3 separate regions of the Homo sapiens genome follow, and all the other regions are linked to region 3. Evidence: chromatin contacts called from ENCODE Hi-C data. All regions are on one chromosome and are shown on one strand. The core of a region is the stretch at or near the end of the contact, and the rest is flanking DNA. Distances in the headings are between cores, read along the strand shown.

What was found. Hi-C counts contacts between places; a loop is a spot of excess contacts on that map. Pooled maps may share reads with other maps.
Region 1: a map of CD8-positive, alpha-beta T cell shows a loop between it and region 3 (7-fold over the local background). The contact joins the enhancer-like site here to the promoter of FER in region 3. A Hi-C loop is called at or near these places in 2 of 168 maps with a recorded cell type or tissue (CD8-positive, alpha-beta T cell and naive thymus-derived CD4-positive, alpha-beta T cell) and 5 of 50 pooled maps.
Region 2: a map of CD4-positive, alpha-beta T cell shows a loop between it and region 3 (4-fold over the local background). The contact joins the enhancer-like site here to the promoter of FER in region 3. A Hi-C loop is called at or near these places in 3 of 168 maps with a recorded cell type or tissue (CD4-positive, alpha-beta T cell, CD4-positive, alpha-beta memory T cell and naive thymus-derived CD4-positive, alpha-beta T cell) and 5 of 50 pooled maps.

What each region holds. Positions count from the first base shown.
Region 1 is chr5:109,920,475-109,924,944 of GRCh38, reverse strand. No RefSeq gene overlaps it. Among named protein-coding and RNA genes, the nearest start is that of LINC01848, 40 kb to the right of the region's middle. Within about 2 kb of position 3,069, at least 4 of the 41 ENCODE cell types and tissues checked have a DNase peak (open chromatin) inside an H3K27ac peak, as active enhancers do; they include CD8-positive, alpha-beta T cell, where a contact is called at or near this core.
Region 2 is chr5:110,052,802-110,056,987 of GRCh38, reverse strand. No RefSeq gene overlaps it. Among named protein-coding and RNA genes, the nearest start is that of LINC01848, 170 kb to the right of the region's middle. Within about 2 kb of position 2,552, at least 4 of the 41 ENCODE cell types and tissues checked have a DNase peak (open chromatin) inside an H3K27ac peak, as active enhancers do; they include CD4-positive, alpha-beta T cell, where a contact is called at or near this core.
Region 3 is chr5:108,746,298-108,750,651 of GRCh38, reverse strand. FER (FER tyrosine kinase) reads right to left here and starts at 2,755. Exons shown (of 20, transcript NM_005246.4): 1 at 2,652-2,755. RefSeq lists silencers at 1,209-1,618, 1,749-1,808, 1,889-1,988.

The DNA of each region.
Region 1 (4,470 bases), core at 1,820-4,319, 1.2 Mb before region 3:
CTCCCTCCCAGCCACCTCCCAGTACCCCAATAAACAACCAGCCCATATCTTCTGATTACATTTCCAGGCTCCCATGTGCTTTTGATTAACTTCTGTGTTTTTCAGCCTTTGCATTGCTGATGCATCCATTTTCTGTCCCCAAGTGGGATATAGAACTGTAGGTAACAGGCAGTTAATAAGCTAAACAGGTAGGGACAGAGGCTCATTAATGGTTGCTCTATGATTTGTGGCCGGTTCCCTCAGCACCTAAATCTTGAAATAAATATATTCAGAGACTCCGTTATCCAGGAAGAGGACATGGATCATTTTTCTTTCATTAACAATGGAGCCGCTACAGCAACATTTTTATTTATATGCACATTTCCAAGCCTAAAAGCTTGTCCCTTTAAACCTGCTTGCACTAAATTTTGATCGGCCCTTGATGAAAGAAGACTTATGAATCGGAGACAACCTGGTAACCATCTGTGCCCAATGCATATTAAAGGAAATGTAAATTCGCAAAAGACTCCCCAGCATATATCAGCTTCTCCACCCTGGGAAGACAGAGGATGATTAGAGAATCTGGGACCAAATCTCCCAATTCAGGAGGGCCATGTTAATGAGGAACTTTGCCGAAGTACACAGCAGGAAGAAGCCTTCAACAAAAGAAATTTCTAGATAACAGATGGGCCCAAATTTCTTCTATCTAGAAATCTATCCTTCTATCTGATGTGATAGGCACTTTAAGGGGTCTCTACCCAACCATAAGACCACACATGCATGCTTCACACATACACATGTGTGAGCATGTACCTGCACACATATGCCTCTCTGAGCTCTAGTACATGTGGGTCCAGGCAGCCATATTAATTGTCTATGTGAACATTTTGTGAGCTTTCTATCCATACCATGCCACCCCAGGACCATAGTCTTGGAATTGTTCTGGACAGCCTGTATACCATTAAGGCATATACTGTGATCAGAAATCAGGCAATCACATCCCTCCCTCAGAACCCTTTTAACCTTCTCTGACTTAATCTAAACTAATCAGATTTTTTTCTGTGAATTTGGAGTTGGCACTGATAGGAACAGCTCTACTGTTTGCCTGAGTTGAGGGCTTTGTAAAATTGCCAGATAAGAGGCAGCCGTCTTCTGCCATGTGCTTGAAGAAATAGCAAAAGTTGGTGTAATAAGAGAAAAATAAAGCAGATACACAGTGACGAGTGGAGAGCAAGAGCCTCAAAAGTCAGAGACAGACACACACATAAAGACAGAGAGACAGAGACAGAGGGAGAGAGAGGAATTGTGTTACTTTCTGAACACTTTAAGATGCTGGTCCCAAACCTAGACATGTCTTCCCCTGGTGTTTCATGAGATAGATAGCCTATTTTCTTAGTGTCAGTCCTCCATTCTGCTTGAATTAGCAGTAAAAGAGCTTTGGGGACAATCCCTAGCCAGGTGAGGGCTAGGCCCATCTAGGCTTCAGGGACAGATTTCCAGCAAAGCCACGCAGCAGTTCTTCCCCACCACTGAGCAAAGGAGCCTTTGTTAGGCTAGGGTGCACCACCTGTGCACTGTCTGCCTGTCCTTTGTCAGAACCAGCCCCTCCTGCTAGCTTTTTAACATCTCTGTCCTTGCCAAAAACATTCAGAGTTGGAAGACAAAGGCATCAAGGATGCAGAAGAGAGGCCCTGGCAAAAGTGAGAGCAAAACCAAGGATTGCTGTGGACAAAGATAGCAAGGACAAGTCACTTCAGTGGGCTGTCATTCACAACCGAAAGCCACAGGCTGGAGTGCCTGTGGTGGCTGGAATACAATGTTCTACCATAAGGAAAATGAGGTGGGTAACTCCTTTCATTTCCACCATAGTGAAGGTCTATTCTTTCCTTCAAAAATATTTAATATACTATTCCAATTGTATTAAAAATGCAATACCAGCCAGATATGGTTGCTCCCACCTGTAATCCCAGCACTTTGGGAGGCCAAGGCAGGAGGATCACTTGAGTCAGAAGTTCAGGACCAGGCTGGGCAACATAGGGAGACTCCATCTCTACCAAAAAAAAAAAAAAAAAGTTGAGTGTGGTGGCACACACCTGTAGTCCCTGCTACCCATGATGCTGAGTCAGAAGGATTGCTTGAATCCAGGAGGCAGAGGCTGCAGTGAGCTGATTGCACCACTGTACTCCAGCCTGAGAGGCAGAGCAAGACCTCATTAAAAAACAAAAAAAATCAAGCAATACCCAACGTGGTCAAGTTCTGTCTCTTCTTGGCTCTAACACACGTCCTAGGTATCTGATCGCAGGATAGAAATCAGTACAGAAAGTATTTCACACCCTGCCCCACCCCCAAACAAAGCCAAAGCAGGTCTGTCTACAGCTTACTCCATGGCACTGCATCATTCTTCACCCCACAGCCTCCCCCCAGCCCCCACACCTTTCCTCCACCGTGCTCCCTGGATAAGCATCCCACTCATGCTTTAGACTGCCCAGAGGGAGTAATTTGGCACCACACGGGACACCTTATTCTTGGAGTGCTAAACAGAAGTTAAGACTCGTGACTCTTCTCAGCTCTAATCACACACTAATTTCTCTGATAAAGCCACTTCAGATTTCTGTTCAGCCCAGACCCTTGGCATCAGGCCTTGGAGCTGTTCTGGGCCAGGCTGCTGGACATACCATGTGATCTGAGCTCAAGCAGTCACCACATACCTCCCCCATCAAACCTTCTAACCTGCTTTGTTTTGATTATTTTAAAATCCTGCCAAACCTATTAGGGCTAATGCTCCGCTGAAAGCAGCCACGACCTCCTGTCAGCACTTGGCACTGCAGGGCCATCCGTGACAAGGGGGGAGCTCACAGTCCTCTCTGTAGGAGGCTAGCACCCTCTGCTTCCAAAGAGGGAGGGAGTGACTGCAGAAAAGGCACCTGCCACCTAAACCTCAGAAGTCAACGGCTCCCCTGCCCCTGCAGCTAAGGCCTCAGTTCTTTGAAGCATATGAGCAGCTGCAGAAGCAATGGTGGCCTCAAAAAGTCCCATCAGCAGCTCTCAGAGTTTGTCTTCAAAACAAAAGTGCACCTGTGTTTTGGCAAGCTTCAAAGGGGTTATGAGTTGTGAGCAAATGCAATGTGGTTGAGTGAGAAGTGCTTTGAGCCTATGACTGCACAGACACACCACAGCATCTGGCACCATGGCTGCTCTGTGACCTTGAGGAATCACTCTCTGGACCTTCGGCATAGAAGAGATTCACACCTGATCAGATTCACCCCTGAGCTTCAGGACCTGGGTTAACAGTTAAAGACCTTCCCAGCTTGTCCTTCCATGCCTCAGGTTTGTACTGCTTTCTTTAGCATCTAATAAACAGTTCCTGTCCCTTCCCCTTTGGTCTTGGCTCCTAGAATGCCCTTCCATCTCCCTACTCAAATCCAGCACATTCTCTAAGACTCAGCTTAAGTTACTTTTTCTTGAAGGCTTTCTTGGCTCCCACAGCCCTCAAGGCTCCTCCTACTATCCCATCAGGCAATTGCACACAATTATGCAGCCATTATAGACTCCTTTATGTTGTTCTCGATTATTATGTCTGTGTTAATATTGCATCCTTCAATATCCTAAACTCCTCAAGGATAGGGTCCAAATCATTTTAGCACACTCCTGGATTGTGTGCTAAGATTAAAAAGAAAAAAATAATAAAATGGCAACATCCCAGGGCATGATTATTCTGCCACCCTTCCCCAGTAGTCACACTCTTAGTCAGGAGAACACAGCACTCTGTCATTTTCTAAAGGTCAGAAAAAGGTGATCGCGGTCAGCCAGTAAAAGTCGGGTGAGCCACGTCCATCTGGGTGTCCCTGCTGTCTATTTCTAAGTAATCCTCTGCTTAGGGGGCAGTCAGTGATGCCAACAGTGGGGGCTTTCAATCCATAATTACAACGTCTTTCCTTCAGCCCAAAATGTGGAACAGCTCCTGATTCCTCCCTTGGCAGCCAAAAGGCTGATCTAGCCCCAACCAACTGCAAGAGGTAATGGCAGGACCACGAACCTCCTGCAGCTGCAGGGATGAGCCATGGGAGGCTGATAACCACGAGAAATGACCACAAGGACTCTATGGGTGTCCTTGGAGGCAAGGACTGGTTGAGAGAAGAGTTGGGGAAAGTAGAAATGAGGCTTTGCAATGAAACTCTGAATAAAGCTAGCTCTATGGGCCTTTGCAGGTAAAAGCCCTAAATGACGGAAAGGTAGCAATCCCCATCCCCAACACTACTCTCCATATCCATGCAGGCACAACCTTCCACATGCCCCAGGAGCCCGGCAGCTTTTGAGGACCCTGCTCACTCTCAGTGGTAGAGGAGGAAGAGAAAGAGAGAAAATCCATTCAAAGCCAGGACCTAGCAGAGTCCAAATAAGAGGATATTTAAAAATAAATAAATAGCTCAATTCACTTTACAAAAGAAGACATAGAGGTGGCCAACTAGCATATGAAAAAATGTTCAACAC
Region 2 (4,186 bases), core at 1,303-3,802, 1.3 Mb before region 3:
AGAAGCAAGGATAGTTCCTGGAATTCATGCTGCAAAACTCTGCCAGTAGTTAAGAGACAGAACTGAAAAATACTGGGGGAAAGAGGATTTGCATTTGAAAAGGTACATTCCTAATTAAAACAAAAAAATGACTGAATGACAACAGAACAGAAAAGGGGGCTGATGTGGGGAGAAGAAAGGAAAATCTAGCAGCTCAGGTGTGCTGGGTGTGTTGGGGACAGAATCCCACTGGGCGATGAGACTTCATAAGGAGAGGATTGGGGTGACAGCAGTCTCTTTAGAATACGAAGATTGGGAACAGTGTTGAATATTTTGCATGTGAATTAACTTCCCTCTCCCTCTTGTTAGAAGAGTACCTAAATTTGGCCTTCTTCCAAATGAATTTTTCTTTCAGACCATTTGTTTTTAATTCAACACCTAGCAAATACCTAGGCCATGTAAGACCTTTCTGGTAGGGTTACACAAAATATCAAACATAAAAGAGTGATGGGGGAGGAGTAACATTTGACTTGTATAAATGTCCAGGAGTACATCTTCAATCAAATTTCGAAGAAGATGGCACTGTGGCTGACTTTTAAATTGTAGAGGGCCACTGTTTTAGAAATAGTTGCTCTGTCATTGCATTGAAGTTTCCAACACTGCACAGCAAGAACATGGACTCACTGGAGAAGGGCTGACATGGTTTCACCCAAAACCTTGGGGAAAAGCAAAGTTTGAGCTTTCATATGAAGCAATGGAAGCAGCAACTTAATTAGCAAATACAGCTACTGTAGCTTCATGGGCTAGAGCCCAGCTGCTCTCTCCCTTCTCTGAAGTGCAATACAAATTAATTTGCCAAAACATCCAAGAGTCATCTTTGTACTAAATGATGCATGATTAAAAACACACACACGCTGGCTATGTCCGCCCTTGCCACATTCATTGCCATGATTTGCTAAACGTTTATGAGATCGCCACTATTTTGGGGTGGCAACAGCTTGGTAAAAGCCAGGAGGACCCTGGAAATTCACTGTGTTGCTGCTCTGGAAGGCAGAGCTTCAGATTTATCTGTTGCTATTTTGAAGCAAAATATTTCAAAGCAATCTAAAAGCTTGGGAGAGCAGACTTCTCTAATGACCGTATCAATCCTCAACTCCACAGTTTGCCATGGTCTCAAGTGATTTAAAAAATAATAATAAAAGTGCAGAGAAGTAGTACCTAAATATCAGCAAATACAAAAACAAAAATCTCATCAGTAGGAAAAGAGAGAGAGAGACTATGTAGAGGATTAGTCACAGTTTATAAAACATTGATGACTTTTGGCTACTGTGCTTTACTCCAAATGGGAGAAATTCATGCATAACCTATTGAGTAGGATGGCTTCAGAGTGAATAATACAGAGCTGAATAACACAGTTTCATTCGACTTTGAGACTCCTTTCATCTTACATAACTACCAGGCAAAGCATTGCGGCTCATGCTCCTTGAATTGATTAAGTTGTTAAAGGAGGCTTGTCCAGGCCCTGTGTATTGCTCAGAAATTCTCAGGAGAAAGATTCACCACATCTCTGCCAGTCCCCAGAGGGATAAAGTCTGAACAGGAACAGACATTGCCCAAACACTTCCTCCTGATATAAACATCTCAGGCTCCTATTTTTGGGAGGACCAAAATACCCTTGTTTCTCTGCCTGCACTCTTGCCTGCTTTCTGAAAGGAAAAGCATTAGTTGGTTTTTGCTCATGAGGCCATGGAAGTCTTCACTGTAATTAAATAGTACAATTTCAAAGTTGGCTCTGCCTCTAGCAAAACAGAAGCTATGTTAGTCAAAGGTCTTTATTTCCTTTATTATAGATCATCAAATTATATTTTTTAAAAAATGCAAAGAAGAAAAACCCTTACAAGGCAGAATAAGAACTATGTTGAAGAAAAGTCAATGAAACAATTTGCTCTTCAAGGGACCAGCAGAGGTAATTTCCACTTTGATCCTTCACATCTGCATCCTGGTTTGTACCTTATTTACATAATTTCTAAAGAAAAATCTGCACATTCAATTTTTGATTAAAACCTGTTTAGTTGGTTGAGGGCAGAGGCCTTTAATTATCTCCAAGAAGAACATTCTTATTGGATTCCAAAAACGAAGCTGCTCCTAAGCCCAGGGACAAAAAGAGTATGTAATGGTGTATTAATTCATAAGAATGACAAGGAACCCCTTGTAAATTGCTTGAACCTTGAGTCAGTGAGTACATTAAAAGTCACAATGAAAACAACAGAGGCCGAAGTGCATGACTTTACAAAAAGTTGTTCATAAGGTCCTGAAGATTTTCCTTGCCAATTAGACAGCTCCACATTTACAAAATTTTTTATCAATTTAACATGCAGTTTGCAAAAGGCGAAATTGAGACCCACACAAATAAACTTACCCAAGATTATCCAGTTTACCCCAACTTATCTGCTTAGTGGTGGAGCCAGCATTGCCTCCTGACTCCCAGCCATTCATCCAGGCACCATAAGACAGCAGTAGAGAGCTCTCTTAAAAAGCACAGCACACTGAGGCTGTTGGCAAGATGCCAAAACATCAGGAGGATGTGGTCAAGTGTTTTAAAAATGAAATCAATCATCTGCATGTTTAAGTGGCATAATGCCAAATAACCAACTCACTAAATGCTTAAATGTTGAAAGCTTGGCCATCACCTAAGTCTTTACTGCTACTAAGGTAGCTTTAAATGAATTGCAATTTCCTTGTATTAAATGATGTTCCTCTTGACGTTTGGGGAATTCTTCCTTCTTACTAGTTCAAAAGAGTTTGTGCCTTCAAAAAGTGAAACATCACTTCCTTTTTCATGATCACTAACCAGATTAAATTAATTACAAACATCTTACTGGTTGAAACTAGAAAAACACAACTGCATATTTGAGGATTTCTTGAGGAAAGAGAAAACTACTGACTTCAGTGCCATATTCTACATCAGTGATTGTCACTAAGTGACTCTATTATTCTGTATACATATACATAGTAAAAAGCATGTCTTGTATGTATGGCTGCAATCAAGATGTATGAGACAGAGGAAGTTGGTGATCAGAGGACTGATGAGAAAAAGAAACCCTCAGAGGCTTCCTGAGGGGGCTGAGGGAACTATAAAGGGGATCAGAATGGACCCTGGAAAGTAAAGGAAAGGCATCTGGGGAAAATGAGAAAGATGATGGTGATAATAAGCAAAGGGAAGGAAGCTCTCCTCTACCTACAACCCACACCTGCAGTGGTGAATACCTACTACCATCAGCAAATTAACCCTGGAGATTTGGAGAATCAAACCCAAGTATCAGGAAGACATGCCTTTGGTTGAGGGAAGTAGAATAGAAAAGCTCCCCTTTTATTCACCCTGGATACAGACTGGATAAATCCAGCAGAACTTCTAGAATTTGAGAGAATACCTGAAGAAAAGCCTAGCCAGCGTAATTACTATTGCTTTATGTTCATTAAACTTAAGTCTGTGTTAAAAGTGCTTTTCAGATATTCCCAGGAGGGCTGGCAAAGAAGAGTGGGAAATGCTGAGACATCAATATTTATGAAGCTAATTATCTAGGGGAATCTGTGGAGCAATCCACTCACCCTGGTATGACACACATCTCTCTCTACATGGCTAGGGCATTCTGCTCTTAGACAATTCAGTTATTCATTGTCAGCCAAGGTTTACTGAGAACCTGCTATGTTCCAGGATTTGCAAGGTGCTGAGGTTAAAATGTTGAAATACTATCAAGTTAAAATGTGATTATAATCACCTTCCAACTGTTTCAATAATCCTTAAGACCAGAGACAGATAAATTCCAGGATCAGGAATAACTTCCAATTTCTGGCCCTTATTTGCTTACATAATGAATTTTTAGACTTTAACCATTTCAGTAAACTGAATAAGAAATCAATTGAAAAATCAATAAGAAAAAAAAAACACTGAAGTGCAGTCTTCTTGAGTTGAAAATTTTTTGCACCTTTGAGATTCTTAAATCTGTTATCTGTGTGAGGACAAATCATTTTTTTTTTTTTGAAGACACTTCATTCTCCCTGTTGAAAATAGGGGAAGGAATTATACTGCTCTACTTTTTCTCAGACTATTTACTTTAGAAAACTTATATAAATACTTTCTCCTCTCTTTGAAATGTATATAAATTCTTTTGAAAATTAAATAGCTTGATAGCCCAGGAAAATCAAC
Region 3 (4,354 bases), core at 1,506-4,005:
TTCTTCTGAACTAAAGACATCAACCTTTGAAGCAGTGCAGAAGCTGCAACAACTTGACACTACATAGTTTTAGATTATGTATATTTAATGCTGTCAACAATCAATGCAGAAGAGAAACAGATCTTCACTAAAGGTCTTTCAAAGATGAAAACAGAAGTATGCCTATGTACTCTCTTAATATATTCCCAGCATCTTTGGAAGCATAATTCTCTTGGCTCAAAAGTACTAGCAGAAAAGCTTTCCTGGACTACAAAAAGATACACTCTGCTTTCCCGACTGACAAACCTGGAGCTACTCACAAATGTCTTCTTAAGGGCAACACAGGTATATATACCAGGACTACAAATACTGCACTAAAGATTTTGCAATAGTTTTTTTTTTTTATCCTATTCTCATTCCACATATGAATTGAAAAGTATTTTCTAATCTTTAATCACTAAAATAGTTTTGATCTATTCTCTTATTGATGTTCCACTACACTTTTATATATGGTAACCTCATCTGAGAAATTTATTATCTTAACATATCTGGAGAAAAGGAAAATGGAGTACACCTTTACAGCAGTTTATGTCAAAGTGATAGTGAGACAACCATTAATATACGCAACTTCTGAATTAAAAAGGTTAAAAAGCTGCTCTTTTTTTAACCATAAGGCGAAGGAAAAAAATGTAAGGCTACCAGCCGTAACAAATTATTAGATTTTGAATTGCACTACAGTGGATGGCAAAATCGCAAACGTACAAAGTGCCCACCTCATAGTACAATCCTCAATTTGTTTAAGAAGTACCTTGCCCCTACCAACACAACCCAATGAGCGTATTCAGAAAGTAGATCCTAGGGGTAACTGTAAGGCAGAAGGATGACCCCTGAAGGTGCCTCCAAACATCTCCCCAATTCTAACTGGCAAAGAGACCACAGAGCAGAAATTACCGACGACACCACTAGCTTCACACTTAAGATCTATCTCTTGATTAGACTCTTGGAGGACACCTCTGGCCAAGACCGGAGGAGAAAGATGAGGTGGGGGATAAAAGCGGGAGAAGGTGACAGATAGGAGGAGAGCTGGGGAGGACCGAGCGGGTCAAGGGAGACTGCGGGGCTCCAGAAGCAGGAAGGGATGGGGGGAATACCAGGGGTTGAGAATGCCCCCGTAGCGGGACGGCGGCGCCCAGATGAGTGCCGCCGAGAAAAGGGGTGAGGGTACAGGCAAGATTGGGTGGTGCCCACAGTCCCCCCACCACCCCGCCTCACGCCCATCAGCCCCCAGACCCCGCGACGGGGCGGAGCCACTACGCCCGCCACAGCCCTTTCGCGCCGGCACCCGCCCCCTCAGCCTTCGGGTCCCGGGATGGTGGGAGGGGCGGCCCTCGTGGGGCTGGGTGTGTAGCCCGGCCCAAGCCCCAACCAGGAATGCTCTGCTGCGGGCGGGAGGATGAGCGGATGACCCTGCAGCCAGGGACGGGGGTTGGGGGGGGCGCTGGCTGAGGGCGGAGGAAGAGCCTCGGCACAGCCCCCAACGCCCTGGCCGAATCCCGGGCGCCCCTCTGCGGGCAGGCATTGTTGCCCCCGCTCTAGGCTTGCCTTCCCTCCTCTTCCCCCCTCCCCCCGCGTTGCCCCGGGCAACAGCGCCTACCGCCGGCGGCGCGAAACGCACCTACCTAGAACCTGACAAGCCCGAACCCCTCAGACTCCGGAGCCAGTCACCACCCCGCGTCACGGGGGCTGCCACAGCCAATAGGCGCCACTGTCACGAACCTCTGCAACCAATCCCGCTGCACTCCGGTCTCCGGGCACCCTCGAGGCCTCAGCCAATGGGCAAGAGCGGAAGGCGGGCGCAGCCGCCCGGCCCTCAGCCCCCTCCTCCACTACCTCCCAGGAGGCGGGGAGCGGCCGATTGGCCCGGTCCCCGAAGGGGCAGGACTTGGGCCCTAGGCTGGGTGGGCGCACGCTTAGCCCAAGCTGCGGGCCCTGGGAGTGGAGACGCGGAGCTGCGGTCGCCGCTTTCTGGGCTCGCTCACCAGCCCGGGTGGAGTCCCGAGGTCTGCGCGTTTGTGCCGCTCTCCCCGCCTCGGTAACCTGCTCCTCCCTAGCGGGTGTCCTGGGCTGCCGTGGTGAGATGGGGCCGGAGACGGACGAAGGCCTCACAGGAAACTTTGGGAGGCTCGCCTGGCCGCGGCCGGGAAGTGGCCGGACCGGCGATGATAAGCTGAGGCCGCCTGGAAGGGACTACTCGGCGGGTCGGCAGCCGGAAAGGAATTCGGAGAGTGGGGGCGGAGGCGTGATTAAAATGTTAAGTGTGCCCGGAGGGCGCTGGGCGATCCCTGGAGCTGAAATCTCCGGGAAGGGAAGCTGCTTTAGGGCCGCGAGGCCCCCACCCCTAAAATAGGCACTTTTCAGCCTCAGAATTGGTCACTTTTTCCTGTACGTTCCCACGTTTTACTTGTATCTGTTATTAACGTGGATTGCTTTAGAATGGTTTTCAGCAACTCCAGTTTACTCTGAGTCCCTTAAGGACGGGAACTGTCTTTCAATCCTGTACTCCCAGTGCCTGAGCCTGCCTAAAAATGTTAGAAACTCAATGCTGGAATTGTAATGGATGTTTAAAAGCATACAGCAGGTCCTGGGAGTGGCCCCCTATAATAAATTCTTACCTCTTCGGGAGTCTAGAATGCGTGGAGAACCCAAACGGGTCTGCTCTTCAGTGATGGCCGTTTCTGAAGCGTCCTTCACCAAAAGAATTTGGTGAAAAATGAGTAATGTGAACTACAAGATTATTACTAGGTGATCAGTAACAGTAGGATAGGTATGCGTCATTATTCGAGGGTGTGACCCTCCCATGTTCCTGTAGTAGACTTTTTAAGGCGGTGTTATCTTTTGCATTGGTTGAACCACATAGCGTCAATCCGGTATTTCCCCTCCCTCTCAAAAACTGAGTTACATAGGAGCCAAAGAAGAGTGGTGAATATTTTCTCTAAGCAGGGTTATTTATTTAACCGTAGAGAACAGCCCTACACATAAAAAAACATAAATCTTAAGTTGGACTTTTTTTAAGTCTACTGTTTTAAAGCTAAATAAACAAAAACCAACATAAAAATTTTAAATAAGAGGCTTAATTCTCCCTATTGAAAATGGAGGATGAGATTTCCCGTCCCTTTCTCTCCGAGCATTTGTCTTAGAAAACTTAAGTACTTTCTTAATTGTTAAGTACTTTCTCAACTCTTTGAAATGTGTATAAATCCACTTGAGGACTAGATAGGTCTTGTCAACTGTATGCTCAGTCAGGAATGTCTCTGGACCTTTTTTTTTTTTTTTTTTTTGAAATGCTGCACATATCAACGGAGTAGCATCCTTCCCTATCTCCCAGTTTCTGTGAGAGAGTAGGAGCGTAACTTCGGTGAGCAACTTGCTCCGTGTTGCAAAACTACCTTCCGTCATAAAGACAGGAGAAGTTTGTTTTTCCTCTGGATAAAACCAATTAACTAACACAGATGGTCACCCCAATTATTAAGTAAAGTTAATGTCACAAATGTCAGGTCCTCTTACTTGAGGACTAGTTATTGTTCAACTTGAAAACGTGTATGTAATGGGTCGTATATACTTGGCTATACAAAAGGGCAAGATTTCTGTCTTTGCAATCTCTTAGCAAATTGCCTGTGATGTGTATCACAGTCTCGTTTAATGCTTATTCAGTAATAAAAGTGTTTTGTCTACTAACGTTTGTGGAGAGGATTTCTGGGTTGGGAGATTTTGGTTTTTAATTATATTTTTCCAACAATGCCTATACCCAGAATGTTGGGATGACAAAGTTAAGGAAAGTAGTTACTTCGGAGTTTTTAAATTGTTCTCTAAAATGATGGTTAATGTTTCATATGTATTTCATAGTGATTGTTAAATGCACAAACTGTGGTTCTGTGAGTAAACTTCTTAAAATAGAAGTTAATTTTCTGTGAACATCAAATGTTATAGTATATGTAATGTCAATAAGAATGAAATGAATGAAAATTTGGTTAGGTAAGGCCAAAATACAACTTTGGAGACTGCTTCATGACTGAATACCTTTCCCAAGAACCTTAGAATTTCTCCATTTATACAAAGGGAATCAAAATGTAGAAAGATGTGGTTGGTGAATACGTTATTACATATTTGCAGAAAGTAGCTTTCAATAAAGATATGGTAGAAATAGAGCTGTTTGATACACAACATGTGTGTTTGTGTTAAGGAACCCAAATCTAGAAAAATCAGCAAGAATCTTTCCATATCTACAATTGTTCTCTGAGTTCTCACCTATTCATTCCAAAACCTTAAAAGCTGTCTACCATATGCCAGTCATTGTGCTAGGAAATGCAGTTGTGAA